Linked DNA regions of Homo sapiens: all the other regions are linked to region 4. A link is a loop called in an ENCODE intact Hi-C map of the cell type or tissue named here. Cell type or tissue: Calu3. All regions are shown on one strand. Region 1 overlaps CNTN4 (contactin 4). Region 2 overlaps CNTN4 (contactin 4). Region 3 has its middle 5.6 kb from the start of CNTN6. Region 4 overlaps CNTN4 (contactin 4).

What was found. Peaks named below come from ENCODE experiments on the same cell type or tissue, not always from the same donor. Only the 100,000 strongest peaks of a DNase experiment are listed, where the experiment ranks them.
Region 1: it touches region 4 in a loop (4-fold over the local background); 3 of 110 quality-filtered maps call a loop at or near these places.
Region 2: it touches region 4 in a loop (7-fold over the local background); 4 of 110 quality-filtered maps call a loop at or near these places.
Region 3: a loop joins it to region 4, with 17 times the contacts of the local background. A loop is called at or near these places in 26 of 110 quality-filtered maps.

The regions. Positions count from the first base shown.
Region 1 is chr3:2,920,457-2,925,456 of GRCh38, forward strand. All of the region lies in intron 12 of CNTN4 (contactin 4), which reads left to right. Among named protein-coding and RNA genes, the nearest start is that of CNTN4-AS1, 140 kb to the right of the region's middle. RefSeq lists an enhancer at 1,503-1,552. In Calu3, no CTCF peak of the experiment used is centred here; no DNase peak of the experiment used is centred here.
Region 2 is chr3:2,763,013-2,768,012 of GRCh38, forward strand. All of the region lies in intron 6 of CNTN4 (contactin 4), which reads left to right. Among named protein-coding and RNA genes, the nearest start is that of CNTN4-AS1, 300 kb to the right of the region's middle. RefSeq lists an enhancer at 2,001-2,553. In Calu3, no CTCF peak of the experiment used is centred here; no DNase peak of the experiment used is centred here.
Region 3 is chr3:1,084,934-1,089,933 of GRCh38, forward strand. No RefSeq gene overlaps it. Among named protein-coding and RNA genes, the nearest start is that of CNTN6, 5.6 kb to the right of the region's middle. In Calu3, no CTCF peak of the experiment used is centred here; a DNase peak (open chromatin) is centred at 2,548.
Region 4 is chr3:3,012,859-3,017,858 of GRCh38, forward strand. The region is part of intron 14 of CNTN4 (contactin 4); the gene reads left to right. Among named protein-coding and RNA genes, the nearest start is that of CNTN4-AS1, 46 kb to the right of the region's middle. In Calu3, no CTCF peak of the experiment used is centred here; DNase peaks (open chromatin) are centred at 1,213 and 2,833.

The DNA of each region.
Region 1 (5,000 bases), 92 kb before region 4:
GTATTTAACTGTATCTACATAAGATGTAACCATTGGGGGAGACGGGGTGAAGGATGCACAGGACCTTTCTGTATTATATTTGGTACTTTCTGTGGGTCTATAATTATTTCAAAATAAACATTTTCTGTTTTCAAACAATGATGTGTTTCTCGGACTCTAAGAAAATTTTCAGCAGAAGAAAAGTCCGTGATAATGGTGACTGGGGTAGTGCAGTAGTGGAAATAGCAGTGGAGAGGGGACGTATGAAGTTCTTAATCTGGATCAAATACTGTGCTAAGTACTTTATGTTCAATACATGTATTATTTTATTTAATCCTCAAAATAATCTCATGATTGTAAAATTCTTTTGTTTCATAATAACGCCCAAAGGAATAGGAGTTTTTAAACCCAAGAGCTGCCCGTGGAAGAAGCATTATTAGAGCCATCAGGAAACAGGGCATTCAGTGAATTAGACCGAAACAATAGAAGGATGGATATTAGGAACACTAGAAGGGGCACATCATGCTAACATCAAAATGGAAAAATCATCTACTTCAGAGTTGTGTTGAGAGTCTCCTTGTGAATATCATTCATAATAAGAGAGCACTGACTTGTTTTTTAAAAGACAGGGTCTCACCGTCACCAAAGCTGCAGTGTAGTGGTGTGAGCCTAGCTCACTGCAGCCTTGAACTCCTGAGTTCAAGTGATCTTCTCACCTCAGCTTTCCAAGAAGCAAGGGCTACAGGCATTCACCACTACACCTGGCTAATGTTTTATTTTTTATAGAGACTGAGTCTCACTGTGTCACCGAGGCTGGTCTTGAACTCCTGGTTTCGAGTGATCCTCCCGCCTTGGCCTCCCAAAGTGCTGGGATTACAGGCGTGAGCCAACACACCTGACCTCAGAGAAGGCTGATTTTTGAATCAGCCATTCTAAAACAGTGGACCTAGAAAGAAGAAATCTTCTACCAGTAGCCTTCTTTCTAGATAGCAATCCAACAGGCCAAAAGAAATTTGGGGTCTCATAATCTGATACCAATATTTTCTCCTCAGTAGTGAAAAGATTTGAATTAATGCATTTACTCTAAGCTTGTTTTTAGGGAATGATGAGGTAATAGTTAAAGAAAGTAGACAACGGTTAAAGTAATAAGAAATGCTGAACTTCCAAAAAAGCTGGCCTTAATATTCTCCATCAACTGGCAGTGTTCCCAGTGATGCTTCTATCACAGACTGTGATAGAACTGGCATTACACAATAATCCTTTCTTCTTCAATAATGTAGTAAGACATCACATCCATATATTTCCCAAATAGGACTGCCACTGCATATCTAGTTAAGGAGCTATCATTCTACTGTTTCTCTTGAGAAATGACACTAAAGCAAAAAACTTTTAAGTTTTTGAGGGGTTCTATTGGCCACTTAAAATACCCTTGATATATGACCAAAATTCATTTAACTAACTAAAAACAAATAGTTGTGAATTACATAGAGGGCTTCTCTCAGCCAGATGCTTCTCATAGATAATCTAATAAAGATCATTGAAAAATAATAAAAAGTTGCATTTCTCACATGGAGGAGGACCCATAATACAGTTCATTCTAATACTGAGGGAGTGGTGCCCTCTAGCAGTGCATGTGAGAAATATTATCATTTAAGTATATTAAATACAGCAAATAAGGAGCTCCCAGTATCTCAGCTACTCTCAGACATAAGGGGCAATTTGACAGTTCTGAGCTACTAGAAACTACTGAAGTTTCACTTCCATGTGCACTAATTTTTTAAGTGCCAGCGAAGGTTAGATTCTAATAGTGCCCTTCTGGGGATTTACCAATAACTTTTAAAACCTCATTACCTGTGAATGTCAAATAGAACAGGTCCCTTTCACTTTTCCTTCAAACCTCCCCTAGGTCAGTGTTTGAGGATGAGAATAAAGGGTACAAATAGGAAAAAGGATCATCCTACAAGCTGAACAGCATCTCTGGTGCAAAAGATGCTCACAAAATGGGAGAATGTTAAGAAATCCATTAATAGCTCAAGTATTCAAAAACTGATGGAGTTCTGACAATTTTCCCTTAAAAGTACCACAGTTTATGGTTACAACTGATAAATTTGCAGGGTTAGATAACTTCAGAAGCTAATTAAGTAAATTGAGTTAACAAAAGAAAAGAACTTGATTTTTTTTTTTTTTTTTTTTTTGAGACGGAGTCTAGCTCTGTCCCCCAGGCTGGAGTGCAGTGGCACGATCTTGGCTCACTGCAATCTCCACCTCCCAGGTTAAAGCGCTTCTTATGCCTCAGCCTCCCCAGTAGTTGGATTACAGAGGTGCAACACCACGCCCAGCTAATTTTGTATTTTTAGTAGAGACGGGGTTTTGCCATGTTGGCCAGGCTGGTCTCGAACTCCTGGCCTCATGTGATCTGCCCACCTCAGCCTCCCAAAGTGCTGGGATTACAGACATGAGCCATCATGCCCGGCCTTGAATTTTTAATTCCATTTTAATTAGTGAAAGATGTTCCAGCCAGTCTTATCTCGATAAGATATCCAAAAGATTATATGCACACCAATAGTACATTACAAATGCTTTTGAAACTGAAAGGTGTGTTTTCTGGTTTCTGTGTGTCTGATATGCTATTTCAAATCCTGTAAAAGCAAAATGTAGTTTTTTGACAAATATGCCCATGTGTTGTGCACAGTTTGATTTATGTAAACTCATTTCAAATGCTACTGCAGAATTTCTCCTGAATGGATGAAAAATGTCCGCCTAAAGTGATAAAATTATATGTGTAGAAAGATACAGTTTTAAGAAGGGATTTTTATATGATACAGATTTGTAACTCTATTTCACAAAATATCATTTAAAAAAAAACTTCAAGAATACCTGACTTTTTTTTTTTACATTTTTCTGTCAGTTCAGGGGTTTGCATTGAGTTTGCTCTGCTGAAACACTTTTCTGTGACTTAGCTTATATGGGATTGGTAAGTAGGGGAATGATGTCAGTATAACATAGACCCTGGATTTGTTCAGGTATTTTACTAAGTAGCAGCAACCAAACACAAAGCCTACGAACACAGATTAACACAGCTAGCCAAGGGAAAATACCTACTGCACATGATTCCCATTCATGCCACATTCTTCCTGTTGGTGCAGTGTGGCCACGTACTCCAACATGGGAGTGCTTATTGCGTAATTCTCAATCTTTCTGCAATTTGCACTTATTTCATAGCTTAGCAATCTCAACTCTTCCTTCTTTCTTCCATCAAGCTACCTTCTCATGCATGTGCACACACACATACACTGTATTTTTTGTAGTAGTTATTATGAATTTAACTTATCTTTTTAATCATGTTTATATTTAATTATGTTTGATAATTACTAGGATGGTTATTGTTTTTGTAGTGTTCTCGTTACATAAATATTGAGTAGGTGTCCTGACCCTATCTTTTTCATAAACCCTACAATTTTTATTGCATGATTTTGCAGACCATAGAAGAAATGCGTTTATCTCATTAAAGCAAAAACATCTGTACATCTGTACTTGCACTCTACTTATTAATTGCACTTATTATCATTGAATTACTCCCAGAATTATAGACTTCCCTCATAAATCTGAGGTAAACAGATTGAGATATCAATTGCCTACTAGATTCATTTTTAAAATTTTACCTTCGCATGAGAATACCAGCCCCAGGTGTACATTGCATGGCCCTATTAAAAAGTGACCTCTCCATCTTTATTTGTTTCTAGGCAGTTACCGAAAGTATTTCCACAACAAAAGAATGTAATCAAGATTTGACTTGCTTCCACTGAAGCTTACTTTCATTTTTAAACATCATTAGCCTATGATTTAGGAACTTTTAAGAAATTGGCCCCCATTACCCCCCAAGCCCCCGCATTCACATAACACACACCTCAAGTTCTCCTTTAAGTAATTTGTGATTTATATTTCAATTTTACATTCAACATGGTCTTAAATATTAAATTCCACCAGGTCAAACTGCAATGAGTCAGGCTTTTAAAATATGATAAAATTAAGATTCCAAGAAATGAATCCTTCCATTCCAAAATCTCTTCTTGCACATTAATTCAATTAACTCAGAAGAAAATAGATATTTTCCAGGAAAAATGTCTTTTATTTTACTTTTGTGCGAATACAAATATGTATCTTTTGTTTTAGGAAAGAAATAATTCTCTGATAGTATTTCCATAGGACTATGTTACTGGTGTTAGCATGAGTGAATTTTTTAGAACGCTAGTGGTGAGCATATAATAGAGCTATCTCAACACCTACACTCCAAGAACAAGTCACAGCTTCTCCTAAATGAGCCAAGCATTGCATTGGGCACTTGCAGTGAAAAGCTAAACAAAACCCTGTGTTTAAGAAGCTTACGGAGAGTGACAATAGAGACAGTTCAGCATGTTCTCTAATAGAGATATATATGAAGAGTGCTATGGGACAAAGCAGAGGTGGCGACCATATCAGAGAGCAAATGCTTTAACCTACACAATTAAAAAAAAAAATCTTATGGCGTTCCTAATTTTGTTTCTTTCCCTTTCAATTTTCTGAAATTTTAAAATGTTTGTTCACTTGAACATACAATAAATTTTCTTTAAAAGAGTCCCTCAACAGGGAGATGAGAATATTCTGTGTCTTGATCTTCATGGTGGTGTATACCAAATTCACCAAACTGTACACACACAAATGTACCTTTTACCAAATGCAAATTATACCTCAAAGTTTACTAAATCCATCAAAACATACAGTGCTACATACTTTAAAAAAATTAGCTTCCTCCCTTTGATGACCAAGGTAGCAATAAGTGTATTAGAGAAAGAAAAAGATGCTGGGTGTGGTGGCTCATGCCTGTAATCCCCGCACTTTGGGAGGCTGAGGCGGGCGGATCACGAGGTCAAGAGCTCGAGACCATCCTGGCCAACATGGTGAAACGCCATCACTACTAAAATACAAAAATTACCTGGGCGTGGTCATGCGTGCCTGTAGTCCCAGCTACTAGGGAGGCTGAG
Region 2 (5,000 bases), 250 kb before region 4:
CTCTCCACAAGCTCCGCCTCCCGGGTTCATGCCATTCTCCCGCCTCAGCCTCCCAAGTAGCTAGGACTACAGGCACGTGCCACCACGCCCAGCTAATTTTGTTTTTGTATTTTTAGTAGAGACGGGGTTTCACCATGTTAGCCAGGATGGTTTCGATCTCCTGACCTCGTGATCCGCCCACCTCGGCCTCCCAAAGTGCTGGGATTACAGGCGTAAGCCACCACACGCAGCTGATGTTGAGCTTTTTTATATGACTGTTGGCTGCATGTATGTCTTCATTTGAAAAGTGTCTATTCATGTCTTTTGCCCACTTTTTAAAGTGGTGGTTTTTTCTTGTAAATTTAAGTTCCTTATAGATGCTAGATATTAGACCTTAATCAGATACATAGTTTGCGAAGACTTTCTCCCATTCTGTGTGTTGTCTCTTTACTCTGTTGATAGTTTCTTTTGCTGTGCAGAAGATCTTCAGTTTAATTAAATCCCATTTGTCAATTTTTGCTTTAGTTGCAATTGCTTTTGTTGTCTTTGTAATGAAATCTTTGCCCGTGCCTATGTCCTGAATGGTATTGCCCAGGTGTTGTCTTCCAGAATTTTTATAGTTTTGGGTTTTATGTTTAAGTCTTTTATCCTTCAGTTAATTTTTGTGTATGGTATAAGAAAGGGGTCCACTTTCAATATTCTGCATATGGCTAGCCAGTTATCCCGGCACCATTTATTGAATAAGGAATCCTTTCCCCGTTGTTTGGTTTTGTCAGGTTTGTTGAAGGTGAGATCGTTGCAGGTGTGCAGTCTTATTTCTGGGTTCTCTATTCTGTTCCATTGGTCTGTGTGTCTGTTTTTGTACCAATACCATGCTGTTTTGGTTACTGTGTCCCTATAGTATAGTTTGAAGTTGGGTAGCATGATGCCTCCAGCTTTGTTATTTTGCTTAGGATTGCCTTGGCTATTCGGGCTTTTTTTTTTTGTTCCATATGAATTTTAAAATAGTATTTTAGATGTTTAAGGAGAGGTATAAAGTGGAGGGATACAAAAAAAAGAGCAAGACATTTCAAGTGAGGAGAAAACATAGACTGTAGCATTCATCCATTCAGATATTTTTCTGAGTGCCTACTCTGTGCTGGGCAGATAAACAAAGCCAGACCCAGTCCCTCATCTTAACTAGTTCATGTTCTAGTATGGAAGGAAAATGTTCATCAAGTAATCACACTAGAAATATGTGATCACCAATTGAGACAAATGCTAAGAAAATGGTAGTGGTTCTATAATGTTTGTGACAAAGGAAATTAACATAGAGAGCATTAAGAAAAACTTCACTAAGAAAATGATTGTAACTGAGATCTGAAGGATCAGTAAGGATTAAAAAGGAAATGTTTTCTAGACAGAAAATACAGAATGTACAAAGGTGCTGTGGTGGCATAGAGCATGGTATTTTCAAGGGATTCGAAGAAGACCTGCCTGTGTGGCTGGAGGGCACAGAGCAAGGCTGAATGCAGCAGAGCAGAAAGTGGTGGGAGGGAGGAAGAAAAGGGAAGAGAGTTTGTCCTGCATTTTAGCTCAAGATTTACTGAGGCCACTATGCTTAAGCGTGTCACTTTACTGACTTAAGATTAGGAAAATTCTCATATGGTCCCATTAAGCATGCTCAGTGTCTTGAAGTCTACATGGTATGCAAGACAGTAGCTTTCTGTAAGTCTAATCATCAGTTCACACATCGTCAACCATCCACCTGTAACAATAACAGGAGCTAACACTTCTCACTTGCTTTGCATGTACCAGCCATTAAATTAGGAATTCTCTTTTTTAATACTTACCTCAACACTAGACACCTGTACTCTTGATGTTCCCATTTTACGAAGGAGAGAACTCAGACATAAAAAAATTAAATAACTTGCCAAACTTCACACAGCTGGGAAGTTGAAGGGCTAGGGTATGATTCCAGGTAATTTGACTTCAGTACTTGAATTATTAATCACCACACTATACTGGCTTTCTGATATTTTTACTATGGTGAAAATGCATTTCCGTCAGAGGGAATAATTTGTTTGAGAAACTCAAAACTGAGTTTAGAATTTGATGGTAATAAAATACCCAGACTCAATTTCTAAATGCCGTACTGTCAACTAAACTCCACTTGCATCCATAGGTGAAAAGGTGAAGCCGTGTTTTGTTCTTTTGCCAGTAAGTGGCAGTGCTGAGTGTAGTACAAAGAGATAGAGGATAGGGTTTCAATATCACCACTCGTACTTGTCGTCACTGAGTTTCTGCACGGAGATGAAAGGATGAGATTGAAGATGCTAACGAAGTCAGGAAAAGCCCACTTAACCGACAGTGCTAGAGAATGGAGCTCAAGTAATGCTGATAGTGCTTTTTTTCCGGGTTAAGAAGACATTTCTCCTGGCTCCCCTTCCTAGAGTATGTCTCACATAGTTATTTTAAGAATTAGAAAACATATGTGAAGTACCTGGTCTGTAGTAAAAAGGGAAACTATTTGTTTTCCTGGGATTAGACAGCTAATCAAATACTGCTCTACTAGCCTGCTGTGTATTTTTAATTTTGCTTAATAATTTTAAATTATTAATCATCAATTAAATATGGGATAGCTATAATTAGATATTTTATATGCCTTAGAGTTTTTAATACCTGTGAATAGCTGCACATATAAGTTCCTCTGTCGTCTTTGTTTCTAGTTATAAAACAGGTGCCCTCAGAGAGCATCCTACAGATTGATAAAGCAAGTGCCACCTGGAGAAACCTAATTCCTTATTCAAGAAATCTTCATATGCCAAGAAATACATAGCAAGTAATAACCTAAAACTGATCAAAATAAATATTTAGTGACTGTTTCTTCAATGATGACACTGTACCCACACACACAGAAACTAACATTGTTGGTGCTGGAAAGGACAAATCACCAGCTTTGAAAATGTATCATGAACTTAGGGATTTGGGCAGTGGGAGAGGAACAGCCTTCCAGAATTTGATCAGCTGTCTATAGCATTTCCAAATGAATCCTACTTTATGATGGCCCTTGAGAAGGCATCCCTCATCACCACTCTTTCCAAATCAGAGTTAAAGCCCAGAGTCACAATAGGGCTTCCTTTGGGGGTTTGGTTCAAAATTTAAATATCACCTGTCTCTGCCACTCTGGTTAATGTGGCCTTCTTCAGTGACTGCCTCTCTCAATGCCCTGTGGATTTCCTTCACCTTTCTCCTGATCGCATCTATAATTTTATCTATAAGTCTACCTTTTGCTTTGTCAGTCCCACTAGAAACTCCACCAGTGCTTCACACACAGTGTTAGATACATTTTTTAGATAATCAGGCTAGTCCAAATGACCATCAGTTAGTGAGTGGATAAAGAACTGTGGTATACATATATATGATGGAATACCACTCAACCATAAAAAGAGAATGAGTTAGTGGCATTCGCAGCAACCTGGATGAGATTGGAGACGATTATTCTAAGTGAAGTCACTCAGGAATGGAAAACCAAACATCGTATATTTTCACTCATAAGTGGGAGCTAAGCTATGAGGACGCAAAGGCATAAGAATGATACAATGGAATTTTGGGACGCGGCGGGGAAAGGTGGGAAGAGGATGAGGGATAAAAGGCTACAAATTGGGTTCAGCGTATACTGCTTGGGTCATGGGTGCACCAAAATCTGACAGATCACCAGTAAAGAACTTACTCATGTAACCAAATACCCCCTGTTCCCCCAAATCCTATGGAAATAAAAAATTAAAAATTCAGGAGATGCAATAGTAGCAGAGCACAACGAAATAACAGAATTAAGGACACATTCGCCATATGTCTCTTTTATATTGAGAACACAGCAATATTAATGACCAGATGATGACCTTCAACCTAAACTGGAAGTTGTGTGACAAAGTCCATGTTGGTTTGGAAGCTAAAGGTGGAAAGTGAGATTAAATACTATAGGGCATGGAATGGTAGTGACCTGCAACTTGGAGCTGATGTAAGGACTTGATAAGTCAAAGCTCACTAGGATGCAATACTAGAAAAAATGGTCTTGGTGTATCACATGGATTAAGTGAGATTAAAAGTAGTTTTTTTATTAGATCTCAAAAAAAATATACCAGGCTAATAAGTCATTCCATGTAAAAGCGAGGGTGACAAAGAGAAGCTGGTAAGAAAGGCAACCTTGAAAGTCTTCACACTTTAGAGCTAAACATGCAAAATATATTCAGAGACAAGATGAATGTGCTTTCCTTTTGGAAGTGATATTGATCTGGGGAGAGGGGGAGGGTGATCTTCCAAAGACTTTATTTCTTTTGTTATCAAGTGATTGGTGTGAGTGCACCCTTTTGATCAGAGGTATGTAGACATGCTTGAGTAACAGCTCTCTCTCTCCTCTTATTGAACTGCTTTTTGTGATTGATTTTTAAAATAAACGAATTGTTTGCTTCAGCTAATCAGGGACTAGTTAGTGTATCCTGAAAAAGGAAGTTTATATAAGTGCTCTTTATTACCTTTACTGAGTGAGTGGGCTTTTTTGTTTTTGTTTTTGTTTTTGTTTTTTAAATTTTCAGTTAGTTGCCCCATTGACAGACAATAGAGATAACAGTGAGTCCATGGAATACCTCATGGTGGAAAATGCACAGCCGATTAGAAAAATGTTCTACTTGAGCGTACCAAACTAATCCCAAACAGTGAATTCTGATCCCCTTTCTGTCTCAGATTTTCTCTATGATCACGTCTTACGATAATAAGAAGCAAAGTCTCTAATGGAAGTTCATCAGTGGCAACAACTGTGGCTAACCTGACAACCCAGCACCTAGTACAGTGCTCACAGGCAGCTGGTGTTCAATAAAAGCTTCTTACATAGCTCACCTTCTCAGTATTTTTGTGTTTTTTTCCTTTAAGTGGTTAGAAGGCAGAATTTAAAATATTGTCACATAGCAGTGGGCGTGTAAGGTCATCTGCTGTTTGCCAACCAAATGGTGAGGCTAGAAAACATTTGCATATAAATGTTACAT
Region 3 (5,000 bases), 1.9 Mb before region 4:
GCTCTGATGTTTACTGAGATCTTTGGATCAACAGGAATAGCTCTGTTCCAAGTACTTTTCATCCTCCATGGATTGCAGTTTAGCCAAAGTGAGTTTTTCTATGGTAATAGCAGAGGTAACAAGAAGGTAAGAAGAAACACAAACGACAATTAAAGCCTAGGCTTATAGCCAGCACGTTGTGACTTCTAGTCACATGTTATTGGTCAAAGCAAGTCACATGTTTAAGCCCCAAATCAAGGGGCAGAGAAGTATACTCCATCTATGATCAGGCAATGGCAAGAGTGTATGTGCAGGGAAAGGTGAGGAATTGAGACTAATAAATCAATCTACCATATGATTATAAAAGAAATATCAGTATATTTCCTGTGAAAGAAAAGCCTATGACGTATTTCTGGTAATGATGCTAGTAGGCCAATAGGTAAATTCTATTTAATGGGAACTAATGACTCTCATGTTTTCTATGTCTAAACATCAAAGAAACACAACACAACAATTTTTACACTTCATAAATTACAAACAAACAAAAATGGAGGAGACAGAAAAGTTATTTAAGAGACTACACTCTTGATGCATAGTAAGATTTTAGAGGGTATGGCTTCTGACCTCTTCATTATGCCTGGGAAATAAGATACAGTAATAATTATTACATGTGGAACATCTCTCAATCTTCAGAGTTGAAAAAAATTAGAGTAGAAGAGGAATAGCATTAATGAAATACATTTATTTTCACTGGGGCCCAAGCAATGTATTCTATAATTTAGAAAGATCACAATGGGCTTTATGGTAAAAAATACCTCTAAAATAATAAGCCTTGCAGAGCAATTGGCACTCATTAAAATTCAGTGTTGGAAGCAGCAGGTGGCAGGCAGTTTCATGGAACAATTTTGCAGTGTCCTTCCAGGGTTGAAGCAAAACAATTCATGTCATAAGATACCAGGTCTTACCCAGTCCCCATTTTAAGTTGCCGTAAGTAACAGTTCCTCTATTTTTATATGAATAGATTCAAGGATCTTAAATTGAATGTATTACAATAGCTTTCTAAAATATACATTTTCCTACCATGTGGTAGAAGGTGAATATATGCATTTCACTTACTATTTTCCCTTTGAAAAGGAATACGTTTCACGGCAAAATGTTGTTACTTGTTTTTCCAGAGGGAAGTGAAATTTGAATATCTGTAAAATTACACATATGTGGTATAAGTGAAAAAAATTGTTTTGGGGGCAAAAGACTAAGGAAATTGTTATCACCCTCCCTTCAATGCACTTTTTCCTGAGGGAAAGTAAACGTTGATATGTGCAGTGGATTTCTCTTCATGACACTCTAATCCCTACCACTCCCTCACCAAAAAGGAAAAGAAAAGGCAAGAGAAAAAAAAATGATTTCCATTTCCTGGGACCATTTAATATTTTCTATTCTTTACCAAAGCACCGTGGAGGTTTGAGACAAATAATTACATTCAGACCATTTTCATGAAAACAAGCAGTTCTTTGAAGAATGTCGGACTTAACTATCTAATTAATTGTTAAATCTTGGCAGTTATAGCCTAAAACGTTACATATTTAAGAGAAACTTTTTACTATACCTTCAACACTAGAAATAACCATAAAATTATAGCACTTATTTTCGCCTTCTATTTGATATACCAATGGACATAGCAGGGGACTCTTGACAAGAGGTTTAGAATACAAATGCTGGGGTTAGGTGGACTTGGATTCACATCCCCGTTTATCTTTTTACCGTTGTGTGATCTTGGCAAAAACCTCAATTGCTAGTCAAAGGTGATAGGAATATCTGCCTCATAGGGTTGTTACCAGGACTAAGTGAGATTTTGGATTTGGTGTCTAGCTCACAGGAAGCACTCAGAAGATTATAGAAGATTATTCATATTTTGGTAATATTAGAAGTGTCTGTGGTGAATAGAAGAAAAGTATGTTATAGAAAATATTTTTTTAAACAATGGTTATTTAGAAAAGTTGTACATACCAATGGGCATAACAAACAAACCAAAGCAATAAATAACACCGAGACAATATTACTCATGTTGGTATATGACAGATCTTTAAAATAATTGTGCATGTTCAATAAATTATTATGTGTTAATCTTTGCTTTTAATTTATTTGGAGAAAAAACTGTCATTACAGGTTTCTTCACAACAAGGCAATTATTTAAGAGCAATAGTCAATAATATTTTCCTGTAGGAGGCAGAAGTAGATCAGGGTTTTGTGGAGCCTGAAGTTTATAGCATTTTGAATGCCCACTTCAAGAGTTGGCAGTGAAGAGCAACCCAAGTATTTCACTGGAAAGTATCAGGAAAAGTACAGACATTGGATTTTTCCCCCTCTTTGGTAAGGAGAGAAGAGGAAATAGCAGCTATAGGAAGAGGCTCCCCTTGGGGCCTTGAGGGATTAAAAAAAAAAAAAAAAAAAAAAAGGCAGTGCTTCCTGGTTCACTGAAGTGGATTTTACTGGCAAAGAAACTTTGCCACAGCATTCCTTCAGAGAAATTCTACTTGTGAGCTTCTGCCTAATGTCGGCGTCCGCCAAGTGATGCAATTCCACTGGAATGTGTGCAACTGAACTGTTGGGATCAATGCCTTTGCAAACCTCAGAAGGAAAACATATATTCAGTACAAATGTTAGCTGCTACACTAAATACAAATGGGACAAGCTACCCTATAAAAAGACAACGCCAATTTTTTTTCAGTCAAGCTGAATGATGTTTATAAGAAAGGCATCTAAAACAGTGAGAAAAAGTGTTAATATTCTAGTATATACAGGAAAACAAAAACCAGAAAGAAAGGAGAAATGCTGAAAATAATTCATGTCAAGGAGATGTAAACATATTTAAAAGGATTCTTAAGATGTTATATAATCATAAAAACAAAATCCACTAGAGATATTTATATATGTAGTGTGTATATGTGTGTGTGTGTTTGTGTGTGTGTGTGTAGCCTTTATCGATGAAACAGTTTAGCAGCAGAATATATAGTACAAAGCTTCTTGAAAGATAATTGCTCCATTTGAAAAATATTTCTGGGAAATATTTAAGATACCGCTCACAGAACTTGACATGTCAAGTAGACAAAATGTGAGAAAGAGTATAGCGATTTGAATAATAAAACAATATTAGTCTAGATTCTTGAGTCAAGCTGCTTAGGTTTTATTCTTCCCCCACTGTCACCCAGTTGGATGTTCTTGGGCAATTTAGTTAAACTTTTTATGTTCCAATTTTCTTGTTGGTTAGATTTTGCAAATAATATCAAACCCATCAGGTTGTTATAAGGATTGAATAAATTGCTAATGCCAATGTAATGCTGAAGACACTACCTGACACATAATTTGAGTTATAGAAGTTGCCTATCAATATGTTCATCATCGTCTTCATCATTGTCCAGAAAAAATATAAATGAATAAAACTAACTCAGATCTATAAGAAACTAAAATGTCTAAACATAAATTGAGATTAGAGAGGTGATTGTTTCACTAAAATCAATAATAATAATAATGTACACAACAATATTTTGGTAGAATGATAGACTTATTGATTTTATTTTTTCAAAGCCTTTAAGAGAATCTACAGTCTGTCATCATTTAATTCATTAAAAATCAACTTTATTGAGGTATACTTTACATGAAATGACATATACCCATTTGTCTAGGTTGATAAGATTTGTCCAATACATATACCCTTGTAATCACTGCCACAATCAAAAACAGAATGTTTTTATTACCCGAAACATTCCCTGTTGCCCATTTGCAATTTATCTCTTTCTCCTTATCCCTAAACAAACATTCTGTTTTCTGTCAGTATAGAATTGCTTTTTTTTTTTTGATATCTTTCTCTTAGCATAATAGCTGTGGAATTAATCCAAGTTGTGAATATCAGTAATTTCTGGCTTTTTATTGCTAACTTGTATTACAATTATGCATTCACCACAATTTGTTTATCCATTAACCTGTTGATGGACATCAGTGTTGTTTCCAACTTTTGGCTGTTATAAAAAAAATTTGCTATAAAATTTCCTTGCAAAAATTTCTGTGGACATATGCTTTCATTTCTTTTGGGTGAATACATAAGAGCGGGGTTTCTCAGTAATATTACTTTAAGAGTGCCAGCTTGTTTTACGAAGTAATTGTAGCACTTTATATTTCTACCAGCAAGGTATGAGTTCCAATTGTCCCACATACTCAAAATCTTTTGGAATTTTCAATGTTTTTATTTTATTTTATTTTATTATTATTATCATTATTATTTTGAGATGGTGCTCACTCTGTTGTCCAGGCTGGTGCACAGTGGCACAAACACGGCTTACCACAGCCTCCATCTCCCGGGCTCAGGTGATGCTCCCACCTTAACCTCCTGACTAGCTAGGACTACAGGCACCTGTCACCACGCCTGGCTAATTTTTTGTATTTGTTGTAGAGATGGGGTTTCACCATGTTGCCCAGGTTGGTCTCAAGCTCCTGGGCTTCAGCTGTCTGCCCACCGTGTCCTCCCAAAATGCTAGCATTACAGCTGTGAGCCACCAGTCCCAGACTGAATTTTCAGTGGTTTTCATTTGAGCCTGTTTGATTAGTGTCTAGTAGCTGTGTCTTGCGGTTTTGATTGGCATTTTTAAAATAATGATGTTGAGCATCATTTTAATGGGCTTAAATGTCATTTGGATATCTTTGCTAAAAATGTTCATTTTTTTTTCATTTTCTAATGGGTTGCTTATTTTTTTGTTATTGAGGTGTAAAAATTTCTTAATGATATATTTCAAAAATCAGTCTTTTTAAATTTAATGAAGTCCAATATTTCTATTTATTCTTTATGTTCTGTGTTTTTATGTGTGTGTATGCACATGAGTTTTAAGAAATCTTTGCTTAATCCTAGGACTCATACATTTTCTTTCAGAAGTTTTTTTTTTTTTCAACTTTTATTTTAAGTTCGGGGTACATGTGCAGGATACGCAGGTTTTACGTAGGTAAACGAGTGCCATGGTGGTTTACTGCAC
Region 4 (5,000 bases):
TCAGGAAGCTGAGGCGAGAGAATTGCTTGAAACTGGGAGGCAGAAGTTGCTGTGAGCCGAGACTGTGCCGTTGCACTCCAGCCCGGGCAACAAGAGCGAAATTCCATCTAAAAAATAAAAAAATAAAAAAAACCCTTTGTATTAATTCACCTTAGAACATCACCCTCTTCTTACTCTCGAAATAAGTGTCTCTTTTTCCTTTCTTCCCCGTGCAAATCTTTGGCATCAATAGTAATGGTAATAATAGTATCTCATACTCTGTAGCTCTTTATGTTTTATGAAGCATGTTAAAATCCATTAACTCATTTTGAATTTCATAGTCATCCTGGGATGCCAAATACCATCTCCTCCAAATTATAGATAAGAAAACTACAGCTCAGAGACGTCGAATGACTTGCTGGTGGTTTCATGCCTAATCAGTGCTGTATGGCCAAACCTAGAAACTAGGCTTTTAGACACTAAATTGAGTGTTTTATATATTTCATCATGATGACATGTTTAGCAAAAGCTAGGTTAGTATCAGAGAGTCAGTAAGAGAAAGTCCTTTACTCCCTGAGAAGACATCCAGCAACTATTTCTGAGATGAGCTCTAGACCTGGGCTGATTTCCAGTGAACGGAGTCCTGCTTATTACTGGTGCTCCAGCATTGTTTGGGAGCTCCTGCCATGGGAAAATAGCAGGGTATCCTATTGACCGCCAGGGTGCCCAAGTGAACATTGCATCCTGCATGAAAAGTGCCCTCCGGGATTGTAAAAAGTGTCAGGTCCTGTTATGGTAACTAAATGCAAGATAACCTTTCTGTGGAAAGCAAGCATATGATGGATAAGAAATGATTTTGTAAACTATGGAATGATCTACAAATGCAAAATACCATATGCCTTGTACATCTTGCCTGCTTGAGTAAATGAATGATTTTTCTTATGTATCTCTCTGTGAATATTGGTTTATTCGATGCTGCAGCAGTTTGCAAACTCTGTTCACTCTTGCACTGCAGCCCAGAGACACACCCTAGGGAGTTGGCATGTGTCATACAAATAATGTGTACCTATTTGTTATAACCTAGGCTTGGGTCTTGCCTCACTATCTTTCCTACCAATACTGAGCTATTAGATTCTAATGGATAATCTAGGAAGTGAATACATTCCTGTAAACTTTAACAAATTTTATTGAGGAACAGACATTTAAATGTACACACACACACACACACACACACACACACACACACACACCCCTAGGGGTTTTGTTTGTTTTAATTCAAGAAACTAACACGTTTGTGGAATGAGGAAGTCATTAATGTTTTTTGACTAACCAAGACCTAGCCAAAAATCTATTTCTCTTTCTGCCCTTAATCTCTTTCTGAAGTATCCTGCCAATTTTTAATGCTGACCGTTTCTCAATACTTTCAGTCTGTAGTAGTACTAGAGTGCTTCACTTATCACTGTGGCAAAACCTACTTGTCATTTTAGAGAACAGTAAATGTGGATTTGGAAAATGTGGGACTTTGGGTCACGTCAGAACTCTGACTTAAATTTCAGGCACCCTTTAGTTGGAAGTGGCAAGATACAGCTTATCTGCAAATGACTGTAATTACAAAGATAGAGCTTGCCCAACAAAGGGTTTCTATTTTAATATCATAAAAACCAAAAGGTGGAATGGTGCTCCACAAAAGACTGCCTTTTCACTTTCTAAAAATTCTTTTCTGGCTCTGTGTACTCCACTTGGTGTGAATGTCATTTATTAGCATGTGATGTCTTTGTGGAGTAGAGGATTCTGCCGCTCTCTGCTTGTCTGTCTTGCTCTGTTTCTCTGCATTTTCATCTCCTTTTCCTTGTCTCTTGGCTTTAACATTCTTTCCACCTCCATTACCCTTTATATTAGATTAGATCTAACTTTTAAATTATTTGATGTATCTTTAAATTTTGTGTTCCCTGTACCTAATTTAAAAGACATGAAAAGTTGTAAACATCTCTCTGAAAATAAACTAAATTAAGTTGCTTTATACTTGCGTGACCCTCGATTGGTTTTTTTTTTTTTTTTTTCTCTTTGGGTCAGCAACTCTCAATAGAAAAGTTTCCTTATCTCTAGTGTGGAAGATTGGACTAAATGTCCAGTGACCTTCAAACCTGCTCCAGAGAGTAGTTCTTCCTTACAAGAGTGAGTTTTCCAATGATTTGCCTCTTTCTCTCCAAAATGAAAAACAGTAACAAAGTCTTAATTCAGGGCTCTTCAGATTTTCATTCTCCCTCCTTTAAATTTCACTGAATGTGTATATAGGTCTCACTATGAAGCAAGCAATGCAGCAGGAAGAAGAGTCTCTTTTAGTTAAACTCATAATGCCTTACCTAGCTGCACACAAAGGGGGCATTTCAACAATTGCAGGGGACCTAATATCTATTAATAGTTGCCCATTCTGAAGGGTTTCAGGAAAAAGTTCACTTAGAATTACAGACAAGTCCTCAAACAAGCTAGTCAGTGGTGGACCAGACTGTTGGGGGTGGGGGAGGGAGGATTGTTTAAGGTTTTGTTTTGCAGAAAGCTTCATCAATCAATCCTATCTACATCAAATAAAGAGAGGGTAGCTAATATTGTCTACCAAGATATTAATACCTTCTATTTTAAGCTTCATATGCTCCTCGGTGACCTCATCTCAAATCTATAAGCAAACAAAGAAGTACTGCTTTAGAATATGCGAATTATTGCTTCTTTCCCAAGATGCAGTCCTTAAACAGAGGAATCTGAAAACATGTAGAAAATTGCTGACAGGAGCAGGTTAAACAGAAAAAGAGGGACACTCTCCTTCTGCTGAGGTTTCAGCACCATCTACTGTCCAGAATATTAATCCTTCCCCACATTGCACTGTGTGTGAATGGCACTTGGTTTTTCTTTTGCATGTAATCACAATGGAAGGCATTGTCTTTGGAATTCATTGTCCTTGCCTCAAGGTGTACATTTCCTTTCTTTTATAGTTTAAGTAAATATTCGCTTACTTTTTATCAGTAGATGCAGCCCGATGCCCAGCAGATGCAATCACACATTCCTTTAATCAGCAAAGATCTTATTATGCCATTCTTACACATTGACTATGATGAAATTTACTGTATTTCACTGATACTAATGGGATTTTGGGGGGACTCTTTTGCTCAGTGAGTCATAAGGGAGAGTTACTTATGTGCAGTCACTGAAATAAACAGAAAACATTCTAATTATTATTTGATGAAAATGTTTCTCCGTGGGTAAAAGATATCTGTGGTTCCCATTTATGATTCTTTTTTATCTTCCATCACAGTCAAAGGCACGCCATAGAGTGATTTTAATTATACCTTGACTCGAAGATACAATGTATTTAATTTGTCATTGACAGTAGTCTTTTCCTAGTCCTTTCAGATTGTCATTTCTTTTGAATCGTAAAGAAAGCTTCAAAAAGAAAATGTGAGAGGGCAAATTTAACATATACCCCCCTTCCCTCTTCTGTTATTACTTGCTATTTTGCTTGAGGAAGTATTCTTATTCATAGTGGGAAGCTTAGGCACCTGCAGAAAATTCTTTGCATTTAGAAAGACTTCCCAGATGAGAAACCCTGCTACTGAAGCATGGCACAAATCCAGACCCCGGAGGTTTGCTTTCCCTGGTCATGGGTAAAAATAAAAACAAACAAGTTGACGGTGAATGACTTTAAGACAGATTATATCTTGCTTATTAAAAACAAAGAAACAAAAACCTCCTTATTAATCGTTGTGACCAAGTTAGAGACTTGGGAGGCAACCAAGAGCATTCGAGCATCATTAGAACCGTCTTCATAATTAAATAGGTGCTTTATGCTACACATTTTGACCAGGCAGATCTAATAACTTTGATTACCACCTGACTGATTGTTTCCCAAGTACCTATACTTGGCCACCCTCAATTGGCTTGTGCATAGTAGTTTCCATTTGTGGCAGTCAAGCTTATTAAACAGCTCTGCTTTGCGATTTTCCCCCAGTCCTTGAAAATAGATCAGTAAGCATTCCACTCAGGGGCGATTTGTAAATTGCTTTACACAAGGCTCCAGTTTGTGCTCACGCCGACTGGGGTCAAAATTTGCCTTGTGTTTTCTTCTGATGTCATTTGTCAAGTTGCACACGTTGTTCCGAGAACCAGGTCACAATACTATGTGGCTGTGCCTCTCGGTATGAATCGATGAAAAACCTTGACTTGTGAACGTGCCCTATGCTACTTCTGTGTTTTCTTCTGCCACCTAAAAGGGCAGACTTCCTTGTCTTCAGCCAAAATACACTTATTGTTCTTTTTCCAATTGGTTCCTCTTCCCTTCTTCTTAAAGCAAAGTCACATTTTAATTATGTTAACAAAAAGAGAGGTAAGATAAATAGGGGTGCTATTGAGAGAACTAGCCTATGTTTTAAAACTGTAAAAATTCTCAATTCACAGACATAATTCCTCAATGGAAAACAAATCTTAGAGAAAAGTAAATGTGTCTAAAAGAGATCAAATGTGTAAAGGATTTTCCAAAGAGCAAAATTATAAGCAAAGTAGACACTTAGGAACAAACTACATATATAGATGTCTGATATTATGTGAGTGATGATAACCTGAACAGATTTTATTTCATCAGGATATTTCGGCAGTTAAAGCTTACCCCTAAAATCAGGACTTGGAGCTGAGCTCCCTTCCAGGAACCTGGGGCAGACAAAAAAAATTCTACCCAGATTTGAGACCTTTAAAGGACATTTACCTGTGGCCAGAATGGGCAGCAAGGCCACCCCCCAAAAAGAGTCAGACCTGTACAGTATTGGGTGCAATGTCCTTTATTTTGCTATGCCGTGAAGTGCAAACTGCACATTTTTCACATAACCTGATACAGGCCTTTACAGCCACACAACAGGGAGAAGTGGGTGCTCACGAGGAAGAAAAAACTTCGCTTATAAGATGAACTCCCAAACCAAAATTACAAAGACCTTGAGGAAGTCTGCCACCATAAGAGACAATCAGCAAATAGAACAAAT